Linked DNA regions of Homo sapiens: regions 1 and 3 are each linked to region 2. The links are chromatin contacts, found by Hi-C or POLR2A ChIA-PET in ENCODE. All regions are on one chromosome and are shown on one strand. Each heading gives the region's core, a stretch centred on a gene start or an enhancer-like site at or near the end of the contact. The rest is flanking DNA. Distances are from core to core; before and after follow the strand shown.

Region 1 (4,318 bases), core at 1,275-3,774, 390 kb after region 2:
TGCTGTGGTTTAAGCCAGTTAGCTTTTTTACTTTTCTGGATACAGGTGCTTGGTACAGGCCAATATTGTATATGATGCAATATTATATATTTTAAAGGATCTAGACAGAAAGGAAAAAAAACATTTTTTTCAGAGACAAATGCTATGTTAAACTACTTCTGCCTAAGTAATTGTCTGCTGAAAAGAACTATTTACTGAAACACTGAATTTGAAAAGAATGATACTGTATCAAGTCATATAATTTCGTTAAAGAAGCAGAAGTGGAAATAAGGAAAAGAAACCCTCAACCCGGTGAACAGTGAAAAAGCATTAAGAAAAGATGTTGCCAGACGGGTTAGTTACAGCAGTTAAATGTGATTTACTTAGAGAGGGCATCTAGTATGTTTCAAAAGGAATACACAGACACACACATGCATGCAGGCACACACACACATGTGCACACACACATGCAGGCACACACACACCTGCACACACACAGGCATGCACACGTGTGTGCACACAGACACATAAAGCAGTGCTGAGTAGGCTGAGGAGCTGTCTATGAGTGGTGGCCCTGTCCCTGGCCAGCTTCTCCTGAAGGGACACAGACACGGGGAGCAGGGGTGATGAGCTGCCCACTGCAGGGTGAGAGCTCCTGAGCCACTCCTTGCTGCCCCGGCTTCCGTCCCCTTACCTGTCTTCCTTGTCCCTGTGACCCCAGCTCATCCTACCACAGTTCCCTTTAGTTGCTGGAAGACAAAAGGCTCACATGACATGAAATGTATTGTTACAATAGGTTTATCTCTGATTTAAACGTCTCCAACTTTAAAGTACCCAACCTATAAGCCAGTAAGAGAGCATCTATTCTGTGCCTTCCTGGGTTTCTGATGTGTGACAAGCAAATTAGCATTTGTGGGATCACGGATGTGCTCCGATTTGTTTTCTTAAGTGGAGTTGAAGTGTTTCAGAGCCTTAGCTGGTTTGAAGGCCTCTGGCTCTCAGATCTGTATGGCTGTGGCAGCTTATAACCACTATGGACACTTGTAGGATATGTGTGTAGTGCAGGTTATCACACGAGGGACACAAGTCCATGGGTCACTGCTTGGAAAGGGAACTTCTGGGATCATCAACGGTAATGGTCATTCGAAGCTGAAGGGGTTCCCTTGTTCAAAATCTCTGGACTCTTCATATGCAACAGGCCAGTTCTCCCCAGGGAGAACATAGCGCTCTTCAGATGAAATGCGAGGGATGGAATGGAACTTTCAAAGTAGGGGCTTGGGCTGCCCCACACAGCTGTTAGTGCCAGCAGCCTCTGTCATCTTCACGACCTCCGTGGGACTCCCAGGGAAAATATTTCTAAGTGAGGAGGAGGAGAGGGAGGAGGAGACCCTGCCGCTGAGGATGTTCCAGACGTTCGGAAAATGCCTGGCACGCTTCCATGTGCTTGCTTCTCGTAACGGCCCCACGGGGAGGAACAATCATGCTTTCTAGCTTAGACGCAGAAACTGAGGCAGGCAGGGGACGCAGCCTGCAGAGGTCCCATAGTCCTGAGCCACACAGCCAGAGCTGGGCCCAGGCAGGCAGGACCTGCCATCTGGGAGCGCTGTGACAGACATTCCTTAGACTGCCACCGAGTGCTGGCCCTGCAGGCGCTGTGTTGGGCACTTTCTATGTCTTAGTGCAGGTAAGTCTCAACAGCCTTGCAAAGTCTGTATTATCATCTGCACAGCACCAATGTGGAAACTGAGGCTCGGTGAGGCACGTACTGTAGTTGACACAGCTTCAATTCAGCTCAGCAGACCTCTGGCTCAGCATGATGGGCTGTCGGTGTTGCTGGCTCTGTCCTACCCCACCCCTGGCTTTCACAGAACAAATAAACATTTTCCCCTCCATCTTAAAATCACAGCCAGGAAGGGGCCTCCTAGTACATCTGGCCTAGGGCCGCTGCTCCCCAGCAGACCAATGTCATTATCTCAGGCTTGACCAGTGACCTGCCCAAGGCCACACAGCCAAGGGACACACCGAGGTGTCGGGGCACTGACGTCCCGGTGCAGGACGACCTCCTGTTGATCGACACTGCTTTCTGCCCTGCCAGCTGTGTTCTCATGACAGCAGATAGCTTTATTTGGGACATTTCAGACGTTTTCCTCTCTGCAAAATATCCAGTTGACAAATCATCATGAGAATATGCATTACGTTTTCCTTTCTAAAATTAGAACTATCTCCCACCATTTGTCAAATGCCCAAGAACACAGGAAAACTGACTCTTCCCAGCTGGTTTTCATTAGATGATATGGTGTCTAATATTCAAATCTGTCCAAAGACGGCCCCAATCTTTTGCCAGAAGTTGACTCAAGCTGATTCTCCCAAAAGCAACGTGCGAGGCTCTATGCCACGTGCACACATCCCACATTTGGGCGGAAATGGAGACCGGTCAGGCTTCTGCTACTCAGCCACTGTTTCCTAGGAATGAGCTCATGGAACAGCCGGTCCATGTTTAATGACACCGTTATTTTTACAGGGAGGAGTGTGGTTAAGCATTTACCCGGGGTGGAGGCATCACTGTGGTTCTGCTGAACTCCAGCTTTTAGCACTCACTCCTCTGCTCAACAAACCGTGACGGCCTCAACATCATACAAGAGAAAGCCCGGCAGGAAACTCCGTTTAGGGTTATCAAGCACCTGGTCAGGCATATTTCTTTAAAGACATGAGGAAGATATTCAGTTCCTAATCTAAACTGAAAAAAAATATTTGCAACAACTATGAAAAAGGTTAATAAGCAATCCACAAATCAGCAAGAAAATATCAACACTCACTCTAAGACACGTTTTGACGATTTGAAAAAGAACTTGAGATACCTAAGAATCAGTTAGCTGCCAGTTTTTAGCTGTCAAATTTACAAAGCTGAGATAATCACAGTACTTAATCCTGTGATGAACAAGACACTCTCAGACAACACAAATGCAAGTGTAAACTGATACACCCTTTCAGGAAAGCAAAGCTCCAGGTCCTTAACCGTGTTTGTAGGTTTGGGGTTTAAATTGCACTTCTAATATTCTAATTTAAGGAAATAATTTGAAGTAGAAAAACCTCACTCTTAAAGATGTTCACTGCAATGCTATTCACCGCAGTAAACAAACACAAAAGCCTCAGTGTCCAGCAATACGGAAGTGAGGACGTGATGGTGCATCCTCAAAGCCATATTTTGTGGCCATTAAAACATTTTTACAGAGCATTTGATACAAGAGTTACGCTTATTTCTTTCCTTAAAAAAAGGAGATTTTAAAAATGCGCTATTTAGAGACACATAATTGAGACTATGTTAAAAAAAAGTCACAGATAAAAGAATGGAGAAAAATAAACAAAATGTTAACAGGTATTGTGCTTGGTCAAGTATGAGGCATAATTTTTATTTTCTACTATTGCCTGAATTTTCCTTATTATTTTTCTATAATAAACATGTATTACGTTTAATATAATAAATATTTTCTTTCAGCAACAATTACCCTTGTTGCTGATTTCTTCATTTATTCAACAGAAAGACTTCTTGTAAGCTAAACCTCAGGAAAAATGCTGTGAGGATAATAAGCAGCTAGTGTGAATGTTCCTACCCCAGCCGAGGAAGTCAGGGAGGGCTTCCTGGAGGAGGGGGAACTGAGGCTGGAAGGATGGAAAATGATGGGAAACGCTCTTCAGTAGCTCGGTACAACTGGAGTGTAAGACCCCCATGGGAGAGAGGCAGGAAGGAGGGGGCTAAGAGGCCCCTGGTGCCATCATATGGCTTTAAAATGTATCCCGGAAGCTATGGGAGTCATTAAGGATGGTAAGGCGGGGAACCATAGCATGAGGGTTGTGTTTTCTTTCTCCTTTTGTGAAGATGGTAAGGCAGACTTTATTTCAGGGGGCCATGATGACAGGCACAGGGACAGCTGTGACGGGGCCTTGTCCTGGGGAGAGAGGCTGCTGTTTTCAATCCCAAGGCTGGCATGTCCTAGGATCACTAGGACACCAAGATGAAGATGCAGGTGTGGTGGGGCCAATCTTGGAAGCAGATGGACTGGGAGGCTGCCGAGGTCACTATGTGAGGGGAGGGGCCTCAGCCAGCTTCACGATTTCACCGAGGAGGGGAGGGGAACAAGCTCGGGGGAGCCCCGGCTCAGGCAGCTCTGAGGTGGGGGGATGAGAAATGCAGGAGGAGCAGCTGCTGGCAGGGTGATGAAGAGTGTTGGGGAAAGGGGGGTGTCAAGTTGTCAGGTGGAGTTCAAAAGAAGGGTCTGGGCAGGACATGAGGGCATCCAGGGGTTGTAAAGCCAAATGTGGCTGCAGCTGCTAAAGGGTG
Region 2 (4,013 bases), core at 614-3,113:
TTAATTTATCTAGTTTTTAAATAAACAGTGCTTACACCAATCCACATGAAAACCCAGATACAATGACTAACTGTGGCTGTTAAGCCACTGAGTGTGGACAGAATGTGCATTAGTTGAAATGAAGCATCTTTTCTGTTCAAAATCACTCAACAGGCTGTGCCCTGTGGCTCACGCCTGTAATCCCGGCACTTTGGGAGGCCAAGGCGGGCAGATCACCTGAGGTCAGGAGTTCAAGGTCAGCCTGGCCAACACGGCGAAACCCCATCTCTACTAAAAATACAATAAAATTAGCTGGACGTGGTGGCACGTGCCTGTAATCCCAGCTACTTGGGAGGCTGAGACAGGAGAATCGTTTGAACCCGGGCAGTGGATGTTGCAGTGAGCCAAGACTGCACCACTGCACTCCAGCCTGGGTGACAGAGTGAGACTCCATCTCAATTAAAAAAAAAAAAAAAAATCACTCAATAGGTACAAGGCTTTGACAAGTTTGACTCGCCATCCTTTACCACTCTGGTACTAGTATTAATAGTCCTAGGAATCCCCCAGCCCGGCTTGACTTTGCATGTGCCCTTATATCTGTTTTTCTTTCCTATAAATAAGCATCCAAAGTACCTTAGGCTAGCTAGTGTTTGTTGAGCGACTGTAGCTCTTCAATCTGCTGCTGGGCTGAACAAATCTATTTTGTTCAGATTAATACTTTACACATTCCTTTGCTTCATTATTTGCTGCTTCCTTAAAATGCTATCAGTATTGGATGAGCAGGCTCAACTTTGTTAGCTTCATAACCAAAAAATAAAAAATCTTGGGAATCTCGCTCCACTGATTCCCTAGGGGATATTTTCCCAGATCCCTTCACTTTGTTCCAACCAAGGTAGAATGCCAAATGTGTGTGCTTTAGGCCTGGACCCCCTCATATTCTAAGCATGGGTAGCGAATGAGCTCACAAAAAGGAAAAAGAGGGGTCTGGAAAGAAGACACACAAACCAGAAAATGCATACCCCTGCCTCCTGCTCTTCTCGGACTTAACTAGTATGGATACCACGTGCTTCGGGTCTCCGCGCTTCTCAGCGGTGGCCATCCCGTTTCCTGCAGCTGGGCCAGCAGTCTGGGAGAACCCTTGATTCCCTTTCACCTGCCCCAGTGCACCAGCTTCCTACCAACGCATCCGTTTCTGGGCGCACACCACATCTCTCTCCTAGGTTGTTACAAGATCCCCAACTGGCTTCCCGGCTTCCTCTCGTCCCATGCCTACCCGCGCCCCTACTTTCTAGGAAGCAGCCAGAAGGACTCCTTCAAAACACTTAAATTGCATCGCCCCGTGATCAACTTCCGAGGCCCCATAAGGCTCCGAATGAACCCCAAAGTTCTTCCCGGGCTCAGGGGCTCTGCCGGTTCACCTCCGGCAAGTCCCCTGCCCTTCGCATCTGCTGTGCCCTCTTCCTGGCAGGCTCTGCTTCCCCAGAACCTGCAAACCTCACCCCTGGAAGTCACTCGGGTTTCGGCCCCAAAGTCACCTCTCCGTGGGCCCTTGCGGGGCCACAGCTCGCACCCGCTCCTCCTTGAAGCTCGCATCCCTGACTTAGGCCGACCTCGCGGACATCCCCGCGCGGGACGCCCCACGCGAGAGCGGCCACAGGCCGGGAGCCCCCTTCGTCCTCCCGCGCGGGACAATCGGCGACAGGCGCCGGCCGCTCCCCAGCCCTGCCCTAAAGGCGCGCACCTCTCCGGCGAGTTGTGTTTCCCGCAGCCGCTGGGCTGACTCGCCGCGGGTGCCGGCGCATCCCTCCCCGGCGCCACGGCCGCCTCCATCCCCGCCCCACTGCTGCCGGGCATCCAGCCTCCTTCCCGCGGAGCGCTACGGGCCCAGAGCGCCGGGGAGGAGGCGGGGCCGCGACGCCCGGGCGCGTCCGGATTGGCTGAGCGAAGCACCCCAGCCAATCCACCCGCTTCAGAGGGCCGCCGAGCCCCCAGCGGGGAGGCGAGGCTGCGCTGGGTCAGGTGACGGGTGGGGGCGGGGCTTAGCGCGTCACAGAGCTTCCCGGGAACCGGGCGCTAGAAGCCGCGTCTCCTGGGCCGGCGGATCCCCGCACTTTCACTTCCGGGGGAGCCCCGTGACCTTTGCTGTCTGCGGCAGGGCCGCCATCGGGCCGCGGCCGGTTAGTCGGCGTAAGAGCAGGCGGGGCCCGAGCTGGACCTGAGGAGCAGAGGCGGCTGGGCAGTCCTGCGGGTGCCTCCCTCTAGCCGCATGAGCGCGGGACCGTGCACTCCGGGAGAGCCGGGGCCGCGCGGCCTTGTTCCCCGCGAACCCTCGAGGGGAAGTGCCGGGGCCGCGGCAGCAGGGCCAGGGCCCCGGGGGTCTCCCGCAGGCCACCCTGGACAGTGATGAGCAGGTCCGCTGGACCTGCGCGTCCGTTAGTCGGAGCGGCTCCATAGGGGACCTGGATGGCGTGAAGTTAAGAGTCACGCATCGAGGATGGACTTGAGGGGATCTGGAGTAGAGGATGGGAGGGCATTGAGAAAATAGGGCCAGAGATGAGGGACTCTAAGTGGGCGTGGAAACGCAGGAAAGATTAATTCAAGATCTGTTTAGGCCGTTAAATAGGAATTGGGGCATGAGGGACAGGAAGGAAGCAAGGATTAGACAAGTGACTGGGAAGATGTTAGTGCCTTTATCTGGGTAAGAGGGAAGACGGGAGGGGGAAAGATGATGGGTTTAGCTTTGGACATGTTGAGTTGTCTGTGAGACAGTCACAAGTGTAAACATCCACCAATGGTTGGTGTCCCGCCAACCATTAAGAAAAGTCAGTTGAGAAAGTGGTAGAAATGAGCAAAAATCCTCACGAAGCCATCCTACCGTCACTTTTTTTGTTGTTTTTTGTTTTTTTGGCATAATAGTGTCTACCTTTAATTGAGCCTTGAACTATGCCAGGCAGTGTTCTAGGTATTTTTCGTGTGTTCACTAATTTAATCTTGATGATTAACCCAGTCTGGTAGGTATTTATGTATGAGGAATCCAAGATACAGAAAGGCATCTTGCCCAAGTTCACACGAGTAGTGGCTGGAGCCAAAATTCGGTTTCAAGCATGCTTTGCCAAGAGGTTGAATTTTAATTGGCTTTTCATGGGCTTTCTCTATTTTGTGTCCTGTTGGGGTCCAGAATAACTTGGCTTTTCCAGCACAGCAAATCTGCAAATTTCTGGACTCATTCTCTCTCATTCTTCCCTATAAACGCAGCTCATTTCTTGCCAAATGCAGCCAATAGCAAAGGGCCCACCAACATTTAAGAAGCAAATGGATGCACAGGAGCATGAGAACAGTCAAAAGAGGAGGAAAGGAAAGGGAATTGAGAAGGAATGTCAAAAAAGTCAAGAAGACACATAATAGTGTAAAGTGTGGCTGAGAGGCAATCCGAAGTCTACTGTGCGTAACAATTAGGAGGCACTGATAAACTAGCGAGAGAAGTCTCAGTGATGGGAGAGGCATGGAAGTTAGAATGCAAAGATGGGATATGAAAAAATGAAGAATGCAGTCAACTCTTAAAACGGTTGAGAAAGGAGGAATTAAAAAGGCGTATAAGATTACAGGCAAGCTGGGCGCGGTGCTTCACCCCTGTAATCCTAGCACTTTGAAAGGCTGAGGTGGGTGGATCACCTAAGGTCAAGGGTTCGAGACCAGCCTGGCCAACATGGCAAAACTCCGTCTCTACTAAAAATACAAAAAGTAGCCGACTGTGGTGGTGCATGCTTGTAATCCCAGCTACTGGGGAGGCTGAGGCAAGAGAATCACTTGAACCTGGGAGGTGGAGGTTACACAGTGAAGCTGAAACCATGCCACTGCACTCCAGCCTGGGAGTCAGAGTGAGACTCCGTCTCAAAAAAAAAAAAAAAAAAAAAGATTAAGAGCAAATAGAGACTGAACATGTTCATAGGCTAAAGGGAGTTAGCCAACAGGACGTGCAAGGAAGAGGAGCCAAAGTCCTGGAGGAGACGATAGGGGATGAAGTTAAGAGTAAA
Region 3 (4,464 bases), core at 503-3,002, 260 kb before region 2:
ATTTCAGTGGGACAGACAGGCCTGGGAGAATAAAGGTTTTGGCAGCCACAGCTAGAGTGGGCTGGGCTCACACTGGCTCTTGTTCCCTCTGGGTCAGAGGACGGGTACCCGCCTACTTCACGGGACGGTGGTGATGCGGCACATTGTCCCCCTCCCACCGGGCTATCCACACAGCAGGTCCTCTCCCCACACACTGTCCAGGACAGGCTGTAAGTGCTGCACCAGCTGGGAGGACATGACCAGGGCTGGCGAGGCCCTGGGATGTGGGTGGATTCGAGAGCATTTTTAGGCACTGTTTTAACACAGAGGCACACGCTCCAGGAGACCACACGTTATAAGCTAAGGTAGGAGGGCAGAACCAGTAAAGCAAAGTCTGTGCAAGAATAAGGCACCCAACCTGTTGAAAAGAGTGAGAAACAGAGCTTGAGGACCATCACCAGGTGAGGTCATGAGGCCCTGGAAGTCTGCAAGTCCAACCTGAATCCTAAATCCCAAAACACACCTCTGAGTTCCCACGTGCCCTTGGGTCCACCATGGAAATGGGTGCTGCGCCCGCTGCAGTGACGCTCCTGAGAGTTACCAGGGAGTTACCACGAGCCTTGACAGGTCCCACTCAACAGGGGATGTTTGTTGTGCAATTTCTATGTACCTTACCCAGTGCAGATCACCAGAGCCATGCTAATAAGCAAGCCAGGGTCTCCGTCACGGAGGAGCACACCATCCGCAAGTGGAAAAAGCTACAGAGACCACCAATCTCAACGTAGGGCAGGCTGTGCAGCTCTGTTACAGTCTTTCCTGCCAAGTCCCCCTACAGCCGCCTCCACTAAATCCACCCGCAGGCATTTATTAAGCACCCAAAATGTGGTATGGAGGGAAACTTTGGGGCAGAAGGGTTGTATAAAAAATATTATTTCCATTCTCCCAGGATTTAGGGAGTGCCTTCCACGTGCTACATACTTCAGGGCAAGCGAGAGGGGTTCTGCAAGGTTAGACGAGGCAGGAGTCACAGAAGCAGCTCTGCCAGCAATAATGGAAGATGCACTCTAAGGAAATACAAGGGCAGGCAGGGAAGAAGTAAGAATGCTCCTGAGGGCCCGGAGCCTCCTTGTAAGCGGCGGCCCGGAGCCGGGGGAGGGGCAGGACCTCCTCACGGAGGGCGCCGCGGAATTGGGCCTACAGGCCGGGCTCCCAGGCAGGGGCCGCACAGAACTCTCGCCCCGACCCCGGAACTGACCCCGGCCCCCGACCCGCACCCTGTGCCCGGCCCACACCCGGCCCTGAACAGGTCCCCGACCTGCACCCCGAGCCCGGCCCACACCCGGTTCACACCCGGCCCGGGCCCCGACTCCGGCCCAGCCCCGGCCCCCGACCCGCACCTGAGCCCGAGCCCGGCTCGCACCCGGCGCCACCCGGCCCGGGCCCTGACCTCGGCGCCCACCGGAATCCCGACCCGCACCTGGCCGGGCCCGGTCCCCGGCGCCCACCTCCGTGATGATGTCGTGCAGGTAGCGGAACGGGGGCTTGCTCAGCAGCTTCTCGGTCAGCGGCGGCCTCCGAATCACTTTCCCCAGCGCCTCCTGCGTCCGCCTCACCACCGCCGCGTTCATGACGGCGTCCGCCGCCCGCTGGCCGCCCGCGCCCCTCAGCCGGCCTGGCCGAGCCTAAGCCCGGGTCCCTGGCCGCCGCCGGCCCCGCCGCCGCCGCCGCCCGGTCCTGCCAGGACGCGCCGCTCCGGTTTCCATCCCACAGTGCACCGGAGCCCACCACAGCGCCTGCGCGGCCGCCGCAGGGCGTTCGGTCACTAGGGCTGCGCGGCCTTAGCAACGGACGCGCCGCGGCGCCCCGCCCCCTGCCCGCCTTCCAGCGCCCGCGCAGGCAGGAGTGGGGGTTCCGCGGGAGGGATTTGCGGGAGTGCGGCTGTGCCAGAGCAGGCGGGGCGCGGCGGGGCGGGGAAAGGGGATCTGGGATCGGGCGCCTGGCCCCTCCTCTGCCGAGCGACGGCCTCGGGAAGCCGGTGTTCGCTCGCGTTAGAGGCGACTGCCTGAGGACTGATTAAGAACAAGGTAACCTCCAAGATCTGTGCCGCCTGTTTCCCAAATCTCAAGGGCTTTCGAAGGCACTGGTTCATCGGAGGGGACGGCACTAAGTTATCCCAAAACACACGGAATAGAAAATACGCTGTCCTGGCTGGTAATTAATAAGGCTTCTTGGGCAAGTCACCTGTTTTCTCTGAGACTTCACTTCTGCTCCCACAAAGCAGGACTAGTGTGCCCGCTGCCTAACCCACCTCCCAAGAAGGTAAATGGTGACTAAATGCTGTGTCGGTGCTCTGAAACCGGGACAAAGCCATGCCTAGTTGTCCTACTAGGTGTCCGTGATTCTTTACCACCTGTCCTCTGTCCATCATGCACAGGCCTACCGCAGAAATCCTTCCGGCGATTTGAGAGCTCTGGGGTCTGTAGTTCTTCTAATGAGAACACCATTATAACCTTTTTTTTTTTTTGAGACGAAGTCTGACTCTGTCGCCCAGGCTGGAGTGCAGTGGCACGATCTTGGCTCACTGCAACCTCCACCTCCCAGGTTCAAGTGATTCTCCTGCCTCAGCCTCATGAGTAGCTGCGACTTCAGGCTCCCGACACCACACCAGCCTCGCTTTTGCATTATTAGTAGAGACGGGGTTTCACCATGTTGGCCAGGCAGGTCTGGAACTCCTGACTTCAGGCAATCCGTCCGCATCGGCCTCCCAAAGTGCTGGTATTACAGGTGTGCGCGACCGCCCCCATTATAACTTTTAAATTGACCTTCATTTTTACCATTTTCAGGCCTCCTCATTTTTTGTGGAGATCTAAATCGCCATCTGGTGTCATACCCCTCCTGTCTGAAGAACTTCCTTTAATATTTCTTCTAGCACAGTTCAGTTGGTAATGGAAAAGTTATACAGACAACCAATTTCAATGCCAGTCAGGCTGTATGGTTTATCAACAAATACTAAATTGCATTTTTATAGTTTTCCTTCCATGTCCCCCTATAACCACCTCCAGTAAATTCAGCCACAAATATTTATTAAGCATAGAAGTATAGAATTCTAGAGTTGGGAGGTCAGGAGTTCGAGACCAGCCTGACCAACATGGTGAAACCCCGTCTCTACTTAAAATACAAAATATTAGCTGGGTGCAGAGGCGGGCGCCTGTAATCCCAGCTACCAGGAAGGCTGAGGCAAGAGAATCACCTGAACCCAGGAGACAGAGCTTGCAGTGAGCCGAGGTCATGCCACTGCAATCCAGCCTGGGTGACAGAGTGAGACTCCGTCTCAAAAAAAAAAAAAAAGAATTCTAGGGGTACAGTGGCTCACGCCTGTAATCCCAGCACTTTGGGAGCCTGAGGCAGGCAGATCACTTAAGGTCAGGAGTTTGAGACCAGCCTGGCCAAAATGGTGAAAGCCTGTCTCTACTAAAAATATAAAAATTAGCTGGGCGTAGTGGTGTGTGCCTGTAACCCCAGCTACTTGGAAGGCTGAGGCACAAGAATCGCTTGAACCCGGGGGTTGGAGCTTGCAGTGAGCCAAGATGGCACCACTGCACTCCTGCCTGGGCAACAGAGCAAGACTCTGTCTTTAAAAAACAAAAACAAACAAAAAGAAAAGTGTAGCATTCTAGACTGACTGTTTTTGTTTTTCAGTACTTTAAGGATGTTACTCCATTGACTTCTGGCTTGCGTAGTTTCTGAATAAAAGTCTTCCGTAATTCTTTGTTCTTCTGTCTATTGTTTCTGGCTGCCTTCAAGATTTTATTTTTATTATTGGTTTGCCAGAAGTTTGCACATGGTATATCTAGATGTGGGGGTCTCTTCTACTTAAAATTTATATTTTATTATTTACATACAATAAAATTCACACATTTTAAGTGTGCAGGTTGATACATTTTGGTAATTATATACAATTATGTTACCACCACCACAATCAGAATACAGAACAGTCCCTGCACCCTAAAACATTTCTTGCTGCTTATTTGCAGCCCATCTCCTTCCCCACCCCAGCCCCAGGCAGCCACTAATCTGGTTTCTGTCATTATAATTTTGCCTCTTCTAGAGTTTCATATAAATGGAATCATGCAGTACACAGTCTTTTGTATTTCATTATTTCTCTTATATTTTTGAGATTCATTCATATTGTTACACGTATATTAATATGCCATTCCTTTTTGTGGCTGAATGGTATTTCATAGTGTAATTTGTTTATTCATCAGTTGATGGACATTTGGGTTGCTTTCAGTTTTTTATTTTTTATGAATAATGCTGCTGGCCAGGCATGGTGGCTCACACCTGTAATCCCAGCACTTCAGGAGGCTAAGGTGGGCAGATCACTTGAGGTCAGGGATTCAGCACCAGCCTGGCCAATGTGGTGAAACCCTGTCTCTACTAAAAATACAAAAATTAGCCAGTCGTGGTGGGGTGCATCTGTAATTC

Evidence for each region. Hi-C counts contacts between places; a loop is a spot of excess contacts on that map. ChIA-PET counts read pairs that join two places held with the same protein, here RNA polymerase II (POLR2A). Pooled maps may share reads with other maps.
Region 1: a loop to region 2 is called in a map of naive thymus-derived CD4-positive, alpha-beta T cell, with 7 times the contacts of the local background. The contact joins the enhancer-like site here to the promoter of SCLY in region 2. A Hi-C loop is called at or near these places in 2 of 168 maps with a recorded cell type or tissue (CD8-positive, alpha-beta T cell and naive thymus-derived CD4-positive, alpha-beta T cell), 4 of 37 single-sample maps with no recorded cell type and 12 of 50 pooled maps.
Region 3: a loop to region 2 is called in a map of B cell, with 22 times the contacts of the local background. The contact joins the promoter of TRAF3IP1 here to the promoter of SCLY in region 2. A Hi-C loop is called at or near these places in 3 of 168 maps with a recorded cell type or tissue (B cell, gastrocnemius medialis and naive thymus-derived CD4-positive, alpha-beta T cell) and 20 of 50 pooled maps. POLR2A ChIA-PET finds 5 or more read pairs at or near these places in 2 of 52 experiments (PC-9 and T-cell).

Annotation. Positions count from the first base shown.
Region 1 is chr2:237,667,942-237,672,259 of GRCh38, reverse strand. All of the region lies in intron 1 of LRRFIP1 (LRR binding FLII interacting protein 1), which reads right to left. Among named protein-coding and RNA genes, the nearest start is that of LRRFIP1, 43 kb to the right of the region's middle. Within about 2 kb of position 2,524, at least 19 of the 41 ENCODE cell types and tissues checked have a DNase peak (open chromatin) inside an H3K27ac peak, as active enhancers do.
Region 2 is chr2:238,058,851-238,062,863 of GRCh38, reverse strand. It overlaps SCLY (selenocysteine lyase), which reads right to left and starts at 1,863. Exons shown (of 12, transcript NM_016510.7): 1 at 1,721-1,863. The coding sequence starts at 1,809. All of the region lies in intron 8 of UBE2F-SCLY (UBE2F-SCLY readthrough (NMD candidate)), which reads right to left. RefSeq lists silencers at 1,654-2,103, 2,244-2,453.
Region 3 is chr2:238,317,806-238,322,269 of GRCh38, reverse strand. It overlaps TRAF3IP1 (TRAF3 interacting protein 1), which reads right to left and starts at 1,752. Exons shown (of 17, transcript NM_015650.4): 1 at 1,485-1,752. The coding sequence starts at 1,607. RefSeq lists silencers at 1,259-1,488, 1,619-2,098.